3 separate regions of the Homo sapiens genome follow, and regions 2 and 3 are each linked to region 1. A link is an interaction called in ENCODE POLR2A ChIA-PET data of the cell type or tissue named here. Cell type or tissue: CD4-positive, alpha-beta T cell. All regions are shown on one strand.

Region 1 (5,000 bases):
GGGGGCCCCACTGAAACTCTAAAATCCTGCTTTCCTAAATAATTTATCAACACCTGGTTTGTTCTCCCAGGCAGTTTTCCCTAGGGCCCTTCCCTTTGTCTCCTATTCTCCCAAGATTTGGTTGTCTGTTCACAGGGTGGCCTTTAACAGCCTGCTGGTTGTGGCCTTGTTCCCACCTCCCTCCAGTGTCATTCTCTCTCTTGCCGTCCTTTCAAACCACTAGTGCTTCCCCATGGCTGGGAAGGGTTGATATGGCCACCTGGGAGCCCCTGCACTTACTGGAGTCAAGTGGGTCTTGACCCAGCTGGGAACCTCAAGAACCCTGAGTCAGGGATCACTTGAGCCCAGAAGCTTGAGACTTCGGTGAGCTATGATCTTGCCATGGCACTGCAGCCTGGGCAACAGAGCAAGACCCTGTCTCAAATTTTAAAAAGAAAAAAGAAAAATAATTCTAAATCAGGTTCCTGGGTGGGTATTGGTTAGGTGTCTGAGAGGCTCTGAGCACTTCTAGGGAACCAGGGTGGATGTTCTGGCGGGGGAAAAAGCCAGGTTTGTTTCTGGTCCCAGCGCTTTTGGAGAGGCAGGCTCTTCCAGAGAATCCTAGGGTAGGGATGGGGATGGTCTTAGGTCCTTTCCAAACCACAGATATATGACACAGTGACCATTTGTGCTGCTTCCTGCTTTTCTGGAGAGCCAGTACTTCTTTTTTTTTTTTTTTTTTTTTTTTTAGACGGAGTCTCGCTCTGTCACCCAGGTTGGAGTGCAATGGCGCGATCTCGGCTCACTGCAACCTCCGCCTCCTGGGTTCCAGCGATTCTCCTGCCTCAGCCTCCTGAGTAGCTGGGATTACAGGCGCGCGCCACCACGCCCAGCTAATTTTTGTATTTCTAGTAGAGACGGTGTTTCACCATGTTGGTCAGGCTGGTCTCAAACTCCTGACCTCGTGATACACCCACCTTGTCCTCCCAAAGTGCTGGGATTATAGGCATGAGCCACCGCACCCGGCCGAGCCAGTACTTTTGATCTAAGAGGGAACTGACATATATCAAGGGTCCACTCCTATGTGCTCTCTCATTTTCATCATGTTCCTCTTCACTTTAATGATCCCCGTTTTATAGATGAGGAGACTGAGGCTTAGAGAGGTTAAAAACATTCTGTACGGGAGGCTGAGGCAGGAGAATCATTTCAACCCGGGAGGGGGAGGTGTTAGTGAGCCGAGATTCTGCCACTGCACTCCATTCTGGGCAACAAGAGCGAAACTTTGTCTCAAAGAAAAGCAAAACAAAACCAAAAAAAAACATGCTGTATATCCTGTCACCCAGTATGTTTCCAAACCAGGACTTAAACCTAGTCTGCAGTAAGCCCCAGTCTCCAGTGTGTCAGAAAAGGTCGGGGACAATTAAGGAGGACTTCCCTTCTGCTTTGCCTGGCCCACAACAGCCCGTATTTCTGCCATCATTCTCTCTCCCACCCCCAGATGCTGTTCACCAGCCCAGGCTTGAATGGGTGTCATTCTCTCTGCAGATCCCAGAAATTATCCATTTCTGCTGTGATTTCCTCATGTCCTGGGTGGACGAAGAGAACATTCTCGATGTCTACCGGCTGGCAGAGCTGTTTGACTTGAGCCGCCTGACTGAGCAACTGGACACCTATATCCTCAAAAACTTTGTGGCCTTCTCTCGGACTGACAAGTACCGCCAGCTTCCATTGGAGAAGGTCTACTCCCTCCTCAGCAGCAATCGCCTGGAGGTCTCCTGCGAGACCGAGGTATATGAGGGGGCCCTTCTCTACCATTATAGCCTGGAGCAGGTGCAGGCTGACCAGATCTCGCTGCACGAGCCCCCAAAGCTCCTTGAGACAGTGCGGTTTCCGCTGATGGAAGCTGAGGTCCTGCAGCGGCTGCATGACAAGCTGGACCCCAGCCCTTTGAGGGACACAGTGGCCAGCGCCCTCATGTACCACCGGAACGAGAGCCTACAGCCCAGCCTGCAGAGCCCGCAAACGGAGCTGCGGTCGGACTTCCAGTGCGTTGTGGGCTTCGGGGGCATTCACTCCACGCCGTCCACTGTCCTCAGCGACCAGGCCAAGTATCTAAACCCCTTACTGGGAGAGTGGAAGCACTTCACTGCCTCCCTGGCCCCCCGCATGTCCAACCAGGGCATCGCGGTGCTCAACAACTTCGTATACTTGATTGGAGGGGACAACAATGTCCAAGGATTTCGAGCAGAGTCCCGATGCTGGAGGTAGGACAGGGTGCTAGCTGGTCCCTTTGTCTTCAGGTGATGAGAGGGTGTGGAAGTCATGGGCTGAGAGAGCTGGTCAGGTTCCCCCCAGCCTTTCACATGAGCATCACTTGCCATTGTGGAATGAAGTCTAGGTGAATTCAGAGAAGGTGGACAGCAGTGAGATAAGAGAAGGGGACATGTGGATCGCCTTCTTTCCTGCATGTCCCCTACTCCTCAGAAACCCACTTACCCTGGACCCTTGCTCAGCCTCTTTGGGGTAGGCTAGGTTGCGAGTGCATTGTGCAGGAGGAGACGGGAGGGGAGAGGAGCCCACAGCAGGAAAGGCAGTCGGACTGGGATGGAGAGGACCTAGGAGCAGTGCCAGCTGAGCAGCCTCGCCCTCCATCATGCTCTCTCTGAGCTTTGATGCATGTTGTTTCAGTTTCCCTTCACCAGTCAGCTTTGCTCTTCTCTCTTACCTGCTTGCTAATGGTGGAACAGGCTTCCTGCTGCTGTGCCTGAGCAGCATGCGGTCTTCAGCCCAGGGGCGTGGTAAAGGCCAACAAGCATCACCGAGCCTCATGCTACATTTCCGCTCTGCCCTGCAGTCTGCCACGCACTTGGCACAATTTCCCCTGGGAAGAGGCAGTTTTCCCAAGAGAGAGTTTTGTGGACTGCTGTGGTCCGTAGGATGCGCCTGGCTCCATCAGTCACTTAGGCTGTGATCTCACAAATCCATTTCTGGGCAGAGCAAGGGACAGTGGTTCAGGCCCACAAGACTCAGCTACCATTAGATTTCCAGGGACCCCTCCACCTTACCTTGGTGCATGTGAGAAATCTCCCTACCCTTCATGCTGAAAGATGGAGCTGTGTTGGAGAGAGAGAGATTGCCAACTATTTCCAGCAGCCATGAGCTAGATGCTGACTGAGTTCATGTTCATGTTTCTATTTTCTGGGGTCAGGGTGGGGTAGGGCCTGGCCTGGCCATGCCACTTGGAATCAAGCATAGTGATCCTGGCCAAGGAGGAGAAGGCCATTTCTCAGCGACCTCTCTACTGCTGGCCCCAGGAAGTGATCTCCTTTGTTAAGCTGATGAGACTCAGAGGTTGGCAATAACACATTGTGGTTAAATATGAGGAAGGGCAGGTTTCAGAAAAAAGGAAACAGCTACCTTCATTTCCTCTCTAAACAAAGTTGTGCCCCCAGTGGGTGTGGCCACACTAGGTTTAGACTTCCCTTTGGCCAAACCTTAAACCTTCTTTTTTAGGGGGCTCGGTTTCCCAGTTGGGGGGCCAAGGCCAGACCACCCTGCTGAGAGTAACCTACAGACCTGCAAAGCCAATCTCTCCAGAGTGTTTTGGCTTCTGGCCCTTAGCAGAAGGTAGAGACAGCTGTGTGCTTGGCAGTAATGCTGGATGTTTCCACAGAGCTGTCCCTAGGGGGGTGACAGCTTGGGATTCTGCCTGCCCCTGTCCTCTGTCCACCTGCTATGGGCCATTGATCTCACTTTCACTTAAAGTAGGAGTCTGAATTTCCCCTTGTGAAGGGGTGTGAGACCAAAGCTGAACTCTGGGTAATGCTAATATTAGACCCTGTAACCAATAACCAGTCCCAAACTCCTGTCTGAGAGTAGGATCACAATGGCAAGTGGGGTCGGCAAGACCTGCCTTGAGAGAGTAGGTATCCACAGAGTGGAGGTGGCAGGAAGGACCACAGCCCTACTGGTTAACCCAGGGATGTATCATCTCTCCAGAATGAAGGCATCATTAACCTTCCAGTGGACTCAAAACTTCCAGATGAATCCTTAATTTGAATATTCTAAGATTTGGTTCTTTCTCTGCTTTCTCATTTCATCAGCCTTAGAACTGGTGAATTCTAAAAGCTATAGGCTTTTAGAATATAAGGAAACAAGATTTTGCAGTAAATTAGGCTTTGCATTTTGAGGAGTTATTACTTACCAGGTTATATCTTAAAGCATTGGTGCAGAAACCGCATATTTAAAAACCTTTCCTCTCTTGGAGCAAATGGTGTTTGTCTCCAATATACTACTTTTTCTCTTTCATTCCTTCTTTCTTTGCATCTATATTATCTGCATCATTCCTTGTACCTTTCCCATAGCCATAGCCCTGTGGATTACTGAACACCAACTACATGGTATACCTAGTAGTAGCTGGTTACATGTTGCTATGTGCCCTGACCCTACTTAAAATAATAATTTAGGCTATGTGCAGATCATGTCAATAATCCCAGCACTTTGGGATGCTGAGGCAGCAGGATCTTTTGAGCCCAGGAGTTCAAGATCAGCCTGGGCAACAAAGCGAGACCTCGTCTCTACCAAAAAAAAAAAAAAAAAATTAGCTGGGCCTGATGGTACGTGCTTGCAGCCCTGGCTACTTGGAAGGCTGAGGCAGGAGGATCGCTTGAGTCCAGGAGTTTTAGACTTCGGTGAACTATGATCATGCCCCTGTACTGTAGCCTGGGCAACAGAGTGAGACCCTGTCTCTAAAAAAAATTTTTTAAATAATAATGTAATTTTTCCTTCGGCATTTCATGGCTGCTAATATTTTAAAGTAAATTTAATTTTTTTTTTTTTTTTTTTGAGACAGAGTCTCGTTCTGTCGCCCAGGCTGGAGTGCAGTGGCACGATCTCGGCTCACTGCAACCTCTGCCTCCCGGGTTCAAGCCATTCTCCTGCCTCAGCCTCCTGAATAGCTGGGATTACAGGCGCCGACCACCACGCCCAGCTAATTTTTTTGTTTTTTTGTTTTTTTGTTT
Region 2 (5,000 bases), 59 kb before region 1:
CCAACATAATTTGTAAAACGCCAAGTTGCAAAAGCAGCATGTGCCTATTACCTAGAATCAGAGGTATATGCCGGAAGAAAGCTCAGATGTAAAGGCAGTTGCTACCTCTGGGGAGAACTGGCAGAATGGGAACCACAGTAGTTTCTTGTCTTTTTACAGTTTATGTGATATATTATGTTGATAAAATTTAAAGTAATTAAAAATTAAATGAGGCCGAGTGTGGTGGCTCATGCTTGAGCCCAGGAATTCAAGATTCAAGATTGGCCTGGGCAATATAGTGAAACCCCATCTCTACAAAAAATACAAAAACTTAGCCAGTCATAGTGGTGCATGCCTGTAGTCCCAGAAACTCGGGGGCTGAGGTGGGAGGATTTCTTGAGCCCAGGAGGCGGAAGCTGCAGCGAGCCAAAATCGTGCCACTACACTACAGCCTGGGTGAAAGAGTAAGACCCTGTCTCAAAAAAAAAAAGAAAATTAAAATTAAAATTAAATGACAAAATGCACATAAAGAGTGTCGTAGAGAAATACTCAGCGAACAATAGCTATTAAGAAGGGTCACGTGGCCGGGTGCAGGGGCTCACACCTGTAATCCCAACACTTCGGGAGGCTGAGATAGGTGGATCACCTGAGGTGGGGAGTTTGAGACCACCCTGACCAACATGGAGAAACCCCGTCTCTACTAAAAATACAAAATTAGCCAGGCGTGGTGGTGCATGCCTGTAATCTCTGCTACTCAGGAGGCTGAGGCAGGAGAATCACTTGAACCCGGGAGGTGGAGTTTGCAGTGAGCTGAGATCGTGCCACTGTACTCCAGCCTGGGCAACAAGAGTGAAACTCCGTCTCAAAAAAAAAAAAAAAAAAAAAAAGAGAAAGGTCATGTTTGGCCAGGCTCAATGGCTCATGTCTGTAATCCCAAAACTTTGGGAGACCGAGGTGGGTGGATCACTTGAGAGGCCAGGAGTTCAAGACCAGCCTGGCCAACATGGCGAAACCCCATCTCCACTAAAAATACAAAAATTAGCTGGGCGTGGTGGCCCACGCCTGTGGGACAGGGCAAAACTATGTCAAAAAAAAAACAAAAAAACTCATGTTCACCTTTCTTTTGTTTTTGAGACAGGCTCTCTGTGTTGCCCAGGGTGGAGTATGGTGGCGCAATCAGCTCACTGCAGCCTCCGACTCCTAGGCTCAAGCAATCCTCCCTCCTCAGTCTCCCGAGTAGCTGGGACTACAGGCCTAGCTAATTTTTTAAAATTATTTTTTATAGAGACAGGATCTCACTATGTTGCCCAAGCTAGTCTTGAACTCCTGGCATCAAGCGATTCTCCCACCTTGGCCTCCCAAAGTGCTGGATTATAGGTGTGAGCAACTGCGCCCAGACCACTTTCACCTATCTAAACCTTCCTGTCTCAGTCAACACAGGGACAGTAAGTTTCTCCTCTATTAGCAATTTGGACCCCCAGGAGCGTCTCAAAAAATTGCCACAGGCCAGGGAACAGTGGCTCACACTTATAATCCCAGGACTTTGGGAGGCCAAGGCAGGCGGATCACGAGGTCAGGAGTTCGAAATCCCGTCTCTACTAAATCCCGTCTCTACTAAAATTACAAAAGTTAGCTGGGCATGGTGGCAGGCGCCTGTAAGCCCAGCGACTCCAAAAGCTGAGGCAGGAGAATCGCCTGAACCCGGGAGGCGGAGGTTGCAGTCAGCCGAGATCGTGCCACTGCACTCCAGCCTGGGTGACAGAGCTAGACTCCGTCTCAAAACAAAAAACAAAACAAAACAAAAAAAACCTGCCACATATTCCTTCTGCAAGTGGCCCCACAGTCAGAGTATGGATGGAGTTTGAAGGGACCTCAGGATGAGTGAGGCCAACGGCACAGGCAAAGCAGTTCCTCCCACCCCCACCCCAAGCCCCACCAATCTGAGAGGTGCCTTCTGGCTGCAGCTCAAATGCCTCACCACACTCCCAGCCAGAAAAGCCCCTTCCCTGTCCTCCATCAGTGCAGGGCTTGTTCTCACCCAGCCTTCTGACCTTCACTAGGTCTCTAGACAGCTACAGGGTGGCATCCCACACTGTCCTTGGACTTCTTCCAATCCTGCAACCAATTTACTGCCCCAGTGCCCAGGTGCTTTCATCTCTAAGGCAGGAAATGATGAGATACCGATTGTTCAGTCATCAATGTAACCAAAGCAAACATCTGGCCTCTCTATCTCTCAGGCAGCTGGGAGCACATTTGTCAAACTGTATCCCAAACAAACTGTAACTTTTTCCTTTACTGAAACTTCTACATTCTGGTTCTTTTACTTTTTAAAGAAACATAAAAGTGTTTTTTTAACAAGATAAAAATATATACTTCAGAATTTAACTCTCCACCCACATGTAGGAATGGGTATTTTGGTCCTGCAGAATGAAAATCTCGAATCATACCAATACAGGAGACTTCAAACACTGTACACCCCTCTGGGCTGCTTGATGACGCTTTCTTGCCTCTATCCTCAAGGTCTCTCAACTCCCAGTAAACAAGATCATTGAAAGAACTAACCTGCAGAAAAGGCTGCTGCCCTTCAAACTGTGTACTGTTGTCTAAGCTAGTTCAGAAGAATACACGAGCTTCCTTCACATACTCCAATCTGTTGGTTTGACTTCTGAAGAACCAGCAGAGTTGGAAAGGCCTCGAGATCTCTGTCCTGGTGCTGGCCTGGGGCTCCCCTAGGTCTCGCCTGAAAGTGTCCCATTCACCACCAGGCAAGCATGTGGCAAGGAGGAGATCTGCCAACCCAAATGCTGATCTCACATGGCTCTGTGGTATTTGGTGGGGGTGGGGAAGCTCGATCTTTTAGAGATCTGCACTCAAGTACTCACAGTTGAAATCATCTGGTGTCTGGGATGTGATTTAAAATAGTCCAGGAGGTGATGAGGAAGGGTGGGTGAAGCAACACTGGCCATATGTTGCTAACTCTCAAAGTAGTTGGGAGACCACTTTTCTATTATCTCTACTTCTGGGAACACTTGAAAAAGTCCATAATGAACTTTTTTTTTAAAAAAAAAGGAAGTCAAATGCTTATCTCAAGCCCGTGGGATGATTGTGCATGATCCACACCTCATGTGAACCTGGGCTGTGAGCATGCAGGTCCCAGCCAGACTCCATCCAGGGAGAGAACACAACCTAAGCCATGGGAAACCTATAACTCAAAACTGAACTCACAGTCTCAGCCTAGTTTCACTTTAAAAATACATGTGTATATATATTTACATATTTAAAATGCATACATATCAAGCTATAAGCACACACAAGACTGGTGGAAATATATCAATATGTCAGTAACAGCCAGCTCTGGAGAGAGTATGGAAAACACCTTCCTGTTTTTCAGTCTTCTACAATGTTATCCGGAATGGAACGAAGTACTACACCCACAAGTCCTGAAGGTACTGACCAAAACAGGAGGGAGAGACGGGACCGGGGCTGCTGTGACTGGAGGCTGATGGGGCTCCACCGTGCCCCATCCTCTCATCCCACAGTCTTCCTTCACATCTGCTCTGCCCACCACAGCCCTGCTCTGGAGTTCTCTGCTCTGCCACTTCTGCCATCCCCACCTAGGCAGACAGGTTTCATCCAGCCTCCAGGACGGCCCACCCACTTGCTCCTGCAGCAGGCTGCTCTTCCCAGGTTTGCTTCCCCCATCTCCCACTGACTGTTGGAAATTTCACCCACACCCACTCCCCACATCATCACCTTACACCCAGCCCTCAGATCAGTAGAGAGGCTGTGGCAGGAGAACTGGTGGAGTGCATACCAGTGCCTCCCTCCTCCCTTTCTCCTGCAAGCTCATATACGCATGCACACGGAATACGAGCATTCACACATGGAATCACCAAATCCTACCACTTATTTCCTTATGAGCTTCCTCCCTCCTAGATCAGCCTTTCCATTCCTTTTTTCTTTTTTTAATCATCCTTTCCCTTCCTACTGTCACTGCACCCAGTAAATTTCAGCGTGCATTCAAAATCAACGAGAGTGCCTGTTACAGACAGGTTCCTTGACAATACCAGGTGTTGGCAAGGATGTCCAGCAAGTGGAACTCCCTCACATTTTGCTGGTGGGAACGTAAACTGGTACCACTTGGGAACACTGTTCAGCAGAACATGCTAAGAGACACATCCTCTGACCCAGTCCTTTATTTAACTTCTAGGTGCACAGCCCAGAGAATTAAGTGCATATATTTACCAGAAGACATGACCAAAGCCATTCCTGGGGTTGCCTTCATGTAGCCAACATCTGGAACTAACACCAAAGTTCATTAGGCACAAAATAAAAGAGTTATCTGGAACAGAGTCCTCCATGGAATAACACGTCATAAACAAGAACAGGCTGGTCACGGTGGCTCACGCCTATAATCCCAGTATTTTGGGAGGCCAAGGCGGGTGGATCACCTGAGGTCAGGTCAGGAGTTCAACACCAGCCTGCCCAACATGGCGAAACCCCATCTCTACTAAAAATACAAAAATTAGCCAGGCATGGTGGTGCACGCCTGTAGTCCCAGCTACTCTGGAGGCCGAGGTGGGAGAATCATGTGAACCCTGGAGGCAGAGGCTGCAGTGAGGTGAGATTGAGCCACCACACTCCAGCCTAGGCAACAGAGAAAGACTCTGTCTCAGAAATACATAAATAAATAAATAAATAAATAAATAAATAAATAAATAAGGCCAGGCGCAGTGGCTCACGCCTGTAATCCCAGCATTTTGGGAGGCCGAGGTAGGGGGATCACGGGGTCAGGAGATGGAGACCATCCTGGCTAACATGGTGAAACCCCATCTCTACTAAAAAAAATACAAAAAAAAAAAAAAAATTAGCCGGGTGTGGTGATGGGCGCCTGTAGTCCCAGCTACTCAGGAGAATGGTGTGAACCCGGGAGGCAGAGCTTGCAGTGAGCCAAGATCACGCCACTGTACTCCAGCCTAGGCGACAGAGTGAGACTCAGTCTCAAAAAAAACAAAAACACA
Region 3 (5,000 bases), 70 kb before region 1:
CCTGGCCAACAGGCCCTGCATAGCAGCTGCCCCTGGTGACAAGGTGCTATCGCCAGCACACCAGCCTGGCTGAGGTCCAGGAGAGGCATATGGGAAGGGGCACTCAACAGAGAGCAATGACAGGCCACTGAGCAGGGTGATCAGAAAAAAGGGACAGGAAAGGTGGTCGCCATGAAGCAAAGAGAGAGCCCTGGCATGAAGGGACGGGGCGGGGGAGGGGTTGCCCCTAGGGATGGCTCACAACCAGTTCAGGATCAAGGAAGTACGCATTAGACTACTGGGTGGCCAGCTGGCCTCTATTTCCTGCTCTCTGAGTGGCCTGCGTTCCCCATGAACTCTGCCAGATGGTAGCACCCTGGTTCTAGACTCGATTACTCCTATAAAATGAAGGGGCCACATGAAGTCATCTCTCAGTCCCTCCCAAGGCAAGGGTCTGTCCCTATGTGGGACAATGCAGGTCCTATATGTGGGATCAAAGAGACAAGCTCCAACTTCACTTCTAGCTAGAGACAAGAAGAGAAAGACCACATAAATGTGAAAAATATCTTTAAAAACCCATTTACCAACAATTTTGTACTAAGAGATAGAATCCTATGAAGAGTTTTTCATCACACTGCTGCTCCACGGGGATAAAGAGCCATGTACATCAGTTAAGGTGGAGACCCCTCGAATGCAGCACATGCTGCCCCACCCACCCCCACCCCCACCTCCCACACTCACACACAGAAAGACAAAAACAAGTGTGAATCTGTTAGAAAGGCCTGGCCTGTGGCTCCCAGGGGTGGACTGCTCTGGTGTGCTCACTGCCTGCCTTCTTGCCAGTGGGATGGGTCTCTTCCTTGCCTGGCCTCCCACCCTGGGCTTGCTGATAAAGAAACAAGTGGCCAGGTGCAGTGCCACACGCCTGTAATCCCAACACTTTGGGAGGCCGAGGCGGGTGGATCATCTGAGGTCAGGAGTTCAAGACCAACCTGACCAACATGGTGAAACCCTGTCTCTACTAAAAATACAAAATTAGCAGGGTGTGGTTGCGCATGCCTGTAATCTCAGCTACAAAGGAGGCTGAGGCAGGAGAATCGCTTGAACCGGGAGGTGGAGGTTGCAGTGAGCCGAGATTGCGCCACTGCACTCCAGCCTGGGTGACAGAGCGAAACTCCATCTCAAAAAAAAAAAAAAAAAAAAAAAGAAAGAAAGAAGCAGGCTGAGCACGGTGGCTCACGCCTGTAGTCCCAGCACTTTGGGAGGCCAAGGCGGGCAGATCACGAGGTCAGGCGAGCACGACCATCCTGGCTAACACAGTGAAACCCTGTCTCTACTAAAAATACAAAAAATTAGCTGGGCATGGTGGCAGGCGCCTGTAGTCCCAGCTACTCGGGAGGCTGAGGCAGGAGAATGGCATGAACCCGGGAGGCGGAGCTGGCAGTGAGCGGAGATTGCGCCACTGCACTTCAGCCTGGGCAACAGTGCGAGACTCCGTCTCAAAAAAAAAAAAAAGAAAGAAAGCAAAAGAAAAAAGAAACAAGCAAACATGTCAGGGCTCTGGGGCCTTGCCTCTGAGTGAATTGAATAGGCCCAGTCCAGCTCGTGCTAGAAAGCATTCTGACCACTCCAAACAGCAACCAGCCAACCTCAGGAAACTGAAGGAATGTACAGACGGGGCTACAGCAATATGACTGTGATTCTTAAAGACATCACAGAAAGGAGGTTTAATGCTGAGAGGTGCATACATCTGTCTTAATGTAAAAAGAAAAACAAAATGACATTGACCTACCACCCTGCTAGATTCAAAAAGCACTCTTGGGCTGGGCACGATGGCTCAGGTCTGTAATCCCAGCACTTTGGGAGGCCGAGGCAGGTGGATCACCTGAGGTCAGGAGTTTGAGACCAGCCTGGCTAACGTGGTGAAACCCTGTCTCCACTAAAAATACAAAAATTAGTCGGGTGTGGTGGCAGGCACCTGTGGTCCCAGCTACTCGGGAGGCTGAGGCAGGAGAATCGCTTGAACCCTGGAGGCAGAGGTTGCAGTGAGCCAAGATGGCACTACTGCACTCCAGCCTGGGCGACAGAATGAGACTCCTGCACTCTTGGAGTTCCTACCTCCCTGTCTGCTTCCTGAAGCCTGAAGGGAGGCGAGGAGGCAGCAAGGGGTTTCTGCTCACAAGGCATCCAGGTGTGGAACAGACAAGTAAGAAAGGTCACCAGGGCCACAAAAGATGAGAGAGTTAACAATCCAGGAGGATAATGACAACCAACTCACGCGCGGCACTGGGTCAGAGTCCTGGGGAAGCGAGGCATGGGTGGGCTGGGAGGACCCTGTACTCATGCTCTCAGGTTAGCATGGGGCAGGGTCTCCACACCCAGAGGCTGAGACGATAGCTGCTAGGCCCCAAGAAGTCAGTGAGCATTTCTGATAGAAGTGGCTGCACAGGCCTGTTTTCTGAAGGTTGCCTCATCTGTGCCCCTCAAGGCAGGTATGCCCTTCAAAGGCATACTTGTTCTTCCCACCTTCCTTTTTTCTTTTTCTTCTTTTGTTTTTTGAGACAATGTCTCACTCTCTCACAGGTGCAGCGCAGTGGGGCAAACACAGCTCACTGCAGCTTCAAACTCCTGGGCTCAAGTATCCTCTCACCTCAGCCTCCCAAATAGCTGGGACTACAGGCATGCGCCACCACGCCTGGCTAATTTTTTTATTTTTTACTTTTTTTGTAGAGACAGGGTCTTGCTTTGTTGCCCAGGCTGGTCTCAAACTCCTGGCCTTAAGTGATCCTCCACCTTGGCCTCCCAAAGCACTGGGACCAATAGGGAGACTCAGGGAAGAGCAGTAGAAACAGCAGGGGAGCATTTGCAGGCCAAGCAGGACGGCCTGGAGGCTGGCTGTGTAAGGAGTGGGGAGGCTGTGGGTGGCAGATGTGGCCAGGAGTCAGAGAGGAAGAAGGGTGCAGAAGAGTCTGGGGAGTGACAACCAGTTACACAGATGGGCTCTGTGCCCACCAGCAGCGATCAGAGAGCAAAGCCAGGCTTTGATACAAAAGCAGTCCTTTTGAGCTGCTACTGGCCGTTTTTGAGAGTGTCAGCAGACTGGCAGGCCCCAGACAGACACTGTCTTGGTGCAGCAGAGACACCTGGCACAGTCAGAGAGACAAGATCTAGAAACACAGCTTAGTGCAATAGCTCTGAGGTGGTGGGATGACCAGGTTGAAGAAATATGCTTGGTGAGCTGAAGGCAAGGTGGCACCATACACCAGGGGATGTACTGGCAGACGGGCCCTGTCCTGTCCTGGGTAATGTCACAGATGACATGGACACTGTGGGCACCGTCAGCTACTCAGAGCCTGAGGAGCATGGACCAAGCTGGAGGCCAGAAACAGGCAAGTCTTGACAGGCCAACACCAGGAAACCGAGTTGGGGTAAATGTCCAGTTCCACATGAGCTTCGGAGGGTCAGAGTGGGGCCAAGGAGCAAGGTGCTCCTCCGGCAAGGCGCTCCTCCAGCAAGGCTACCGCTCAGAACAGCAGCACTGTGCCATGTCACTCCCACATCTCTCCCACAGCATCCACCCAGGGAGGCCCAGCAGGTTTGGTGGCCAGTAACAGACCCTGTGTGGTTTTGCAGTTCTGACAACTGTATTTTTGAAAATGTCTTTGCTCCTGTTTCTAGTTTGAAGATCAAGTGTCACAAAATAGAGACAAAGCGAAAAAGAACCCAGGAACTCTGCAGCTAATCCCCCACACTTCCCTGCAGATGCCTGCCCTTTCCTCTCCAGCTGGCCTGGCGCTTTTCAGAGGCATCCCCTGCCTGGACATTGACTCCAGGAGGGTACCCATTTCACACTCCTGCTGAGGTCAAGTCCCCTTCCTTCCTCCCTTAGACCTAACACACCCGCTGCGGGAGGCTGCAGGCAGGACCCAGGCCCACCTTCAGAACAGCACTGGCTGCTCCCAAAGCCCCCTTCTGATCTCCCTGAGCTGGGCTCTGCTGCCATCCCCAGCATGCCTTCCTGAGCAGCCAGACCCGAATGGCTACTCCTCAGTCTCTGTCTCCTGAAAACAAAACCCTTCGAGCCACTGTCACGAAATGAAAGGAAACTATCACACAAGGAGACAGCCCCCAACATGGAGTAAGGAGCACAGCCTGAGACAAAGAACAGAGAACCCACATGTCACAGTGAGCTCTTCCCCCACACAAGCAAGCCGGGAAGACGAGGGCCTGTCCAGCCAGAGGAGGACAAAGAGCAGACTGGTGTCAGCTCACAAGGGAAGACCCTTGATGGCTGTCCTGCCACAGTCCTGTCCAACATAAGCAACAGGTTCACAAACAGTACAGGCCTATGAGGCGGCCACCAAAGAACCCAAGGCTGCCTGGGTGGTGCTCGCTCTAGCTGAGGAAGGGGGCTGGGGGCCACTCCCTGGTTGCGACCAGCCAGACCTCTGAACACAAGGACTGTTACCGGCTCAGAGCACACAGTCCCTTGCTGTGAACTGGGCTCCAATGCTCTGCCTTTGGCCATGGTCTAGCTGGTTGCCATAGCTATGTCTGTGTACTCAGTCAGGGTTCAACTGGTATCTAGCTTAGACTGAAGCCTCCCAGGGGACCGATTCATCATTACAGGCCCTTGGAGCTCCCCCACTAAGGGGTCTGAGGATGTCCTTACTGTCCAGAACTGTTCCCAGAACACAGTGTGTCTTAATGGCATTGCCCGACCCTGCCTGAGCAGCCAGCAGGGATACATCAAGAAAAGCTCTTCGTGTCTTCATCTCCCAGCACCAAGTGCCCATCCCAGAAACTTGGGAACTCCCTTCACTTTCTGACTGCCACCTTTAATTCTCCAAAGTTCAAATCTTTGCCCCAACTCCCACTGCATCTGTGGCAATTCCTCCCAAAGGGCCTCTGTCTCCCGTTCCCATTCCTACCCCCACGCCCTCGCCAGCTCCCCAGGTCACATGACTGCCAGTGAGCAACTGCCACTGAGTGTGGGAAGCAACCCAGGCCCCTGCTTGCTT

Evidence for each region. Peaks named below come from ENCODE experiments on the same cell type or tissue, not always from the same donor. Only the 100,000 strongest peaks of a DNase experiment are listed, where the experiment ranks them.
Region 2: POLR2A ChIA-PET joins it to region 1 with 5 read pairs; 6 of 35 experiments call an interaction of 5 or more read pairs at or near these places.
Region 3: POLR2A ChIA-PET joins it to region 1 with 6 read pairs; 8 of 35 experiments call an interaction of 5 or more read pairs at or near these places.

What each region holds. Positions count from the first base shown.
Region 1 is chr22:20,462,101-20,467,100 of GRCh38, reverse strand. KLHL22 (kelch like family member 22) reads left to right here. Exons shown (of 7, transcript NM_032775.4): 4 at 1,525-2,243. The region is part of intron 1 of LOC124905085 (a long non-coding RNA gene); the gene reads right to left. Among named protein-coding and RNA genes, the nearest start is that of SCARF2, 27 kb to the right of the region's middle. RefSeq lists an enhancer at 2,686-2,875. In CD4-positive, alpha-beta T cell, no CTCF peak of the experiment used is centred here; DNase peaks (open chromatin) are centred at 2,740 and 3,370; H3K4me3 peaks cover 510 bases; H3K27ac peaks cover 3,865 bases.
Region 2 is chr22:20,521,397-20,526,396 of GRCh38, reverse strand. All of the region lies in intron 1 of MED15 (mediator complex subunit 15), which reads right to left. Among named protein-coding and RNA genes, the nearest start is that of MED15, 16 kb to the right of the region's middle. In CD4-positive, alpha-beta T cell, no CTCF peak of the experiment used is centred here; DNase peaks (open chromatin) are centred at 2,076 and 2,786; H3K27ac peaks cover 1,750 bases.
Region 3 is chr22:20,532,058-20,537,057 of GRCh38, reverse strand. The region is part of intron 1 of MED15 (mediator complex subunit 15); the gene reads right to left. Among named protein-coding and RNA genes, the nearest start is that of MED15, 27 kb to the right of the region's middle. In CD4-positive, alpha-beta T cell, no CTCF peak of the experiment used is centred here; no DNase peak of the experiment used is centred here.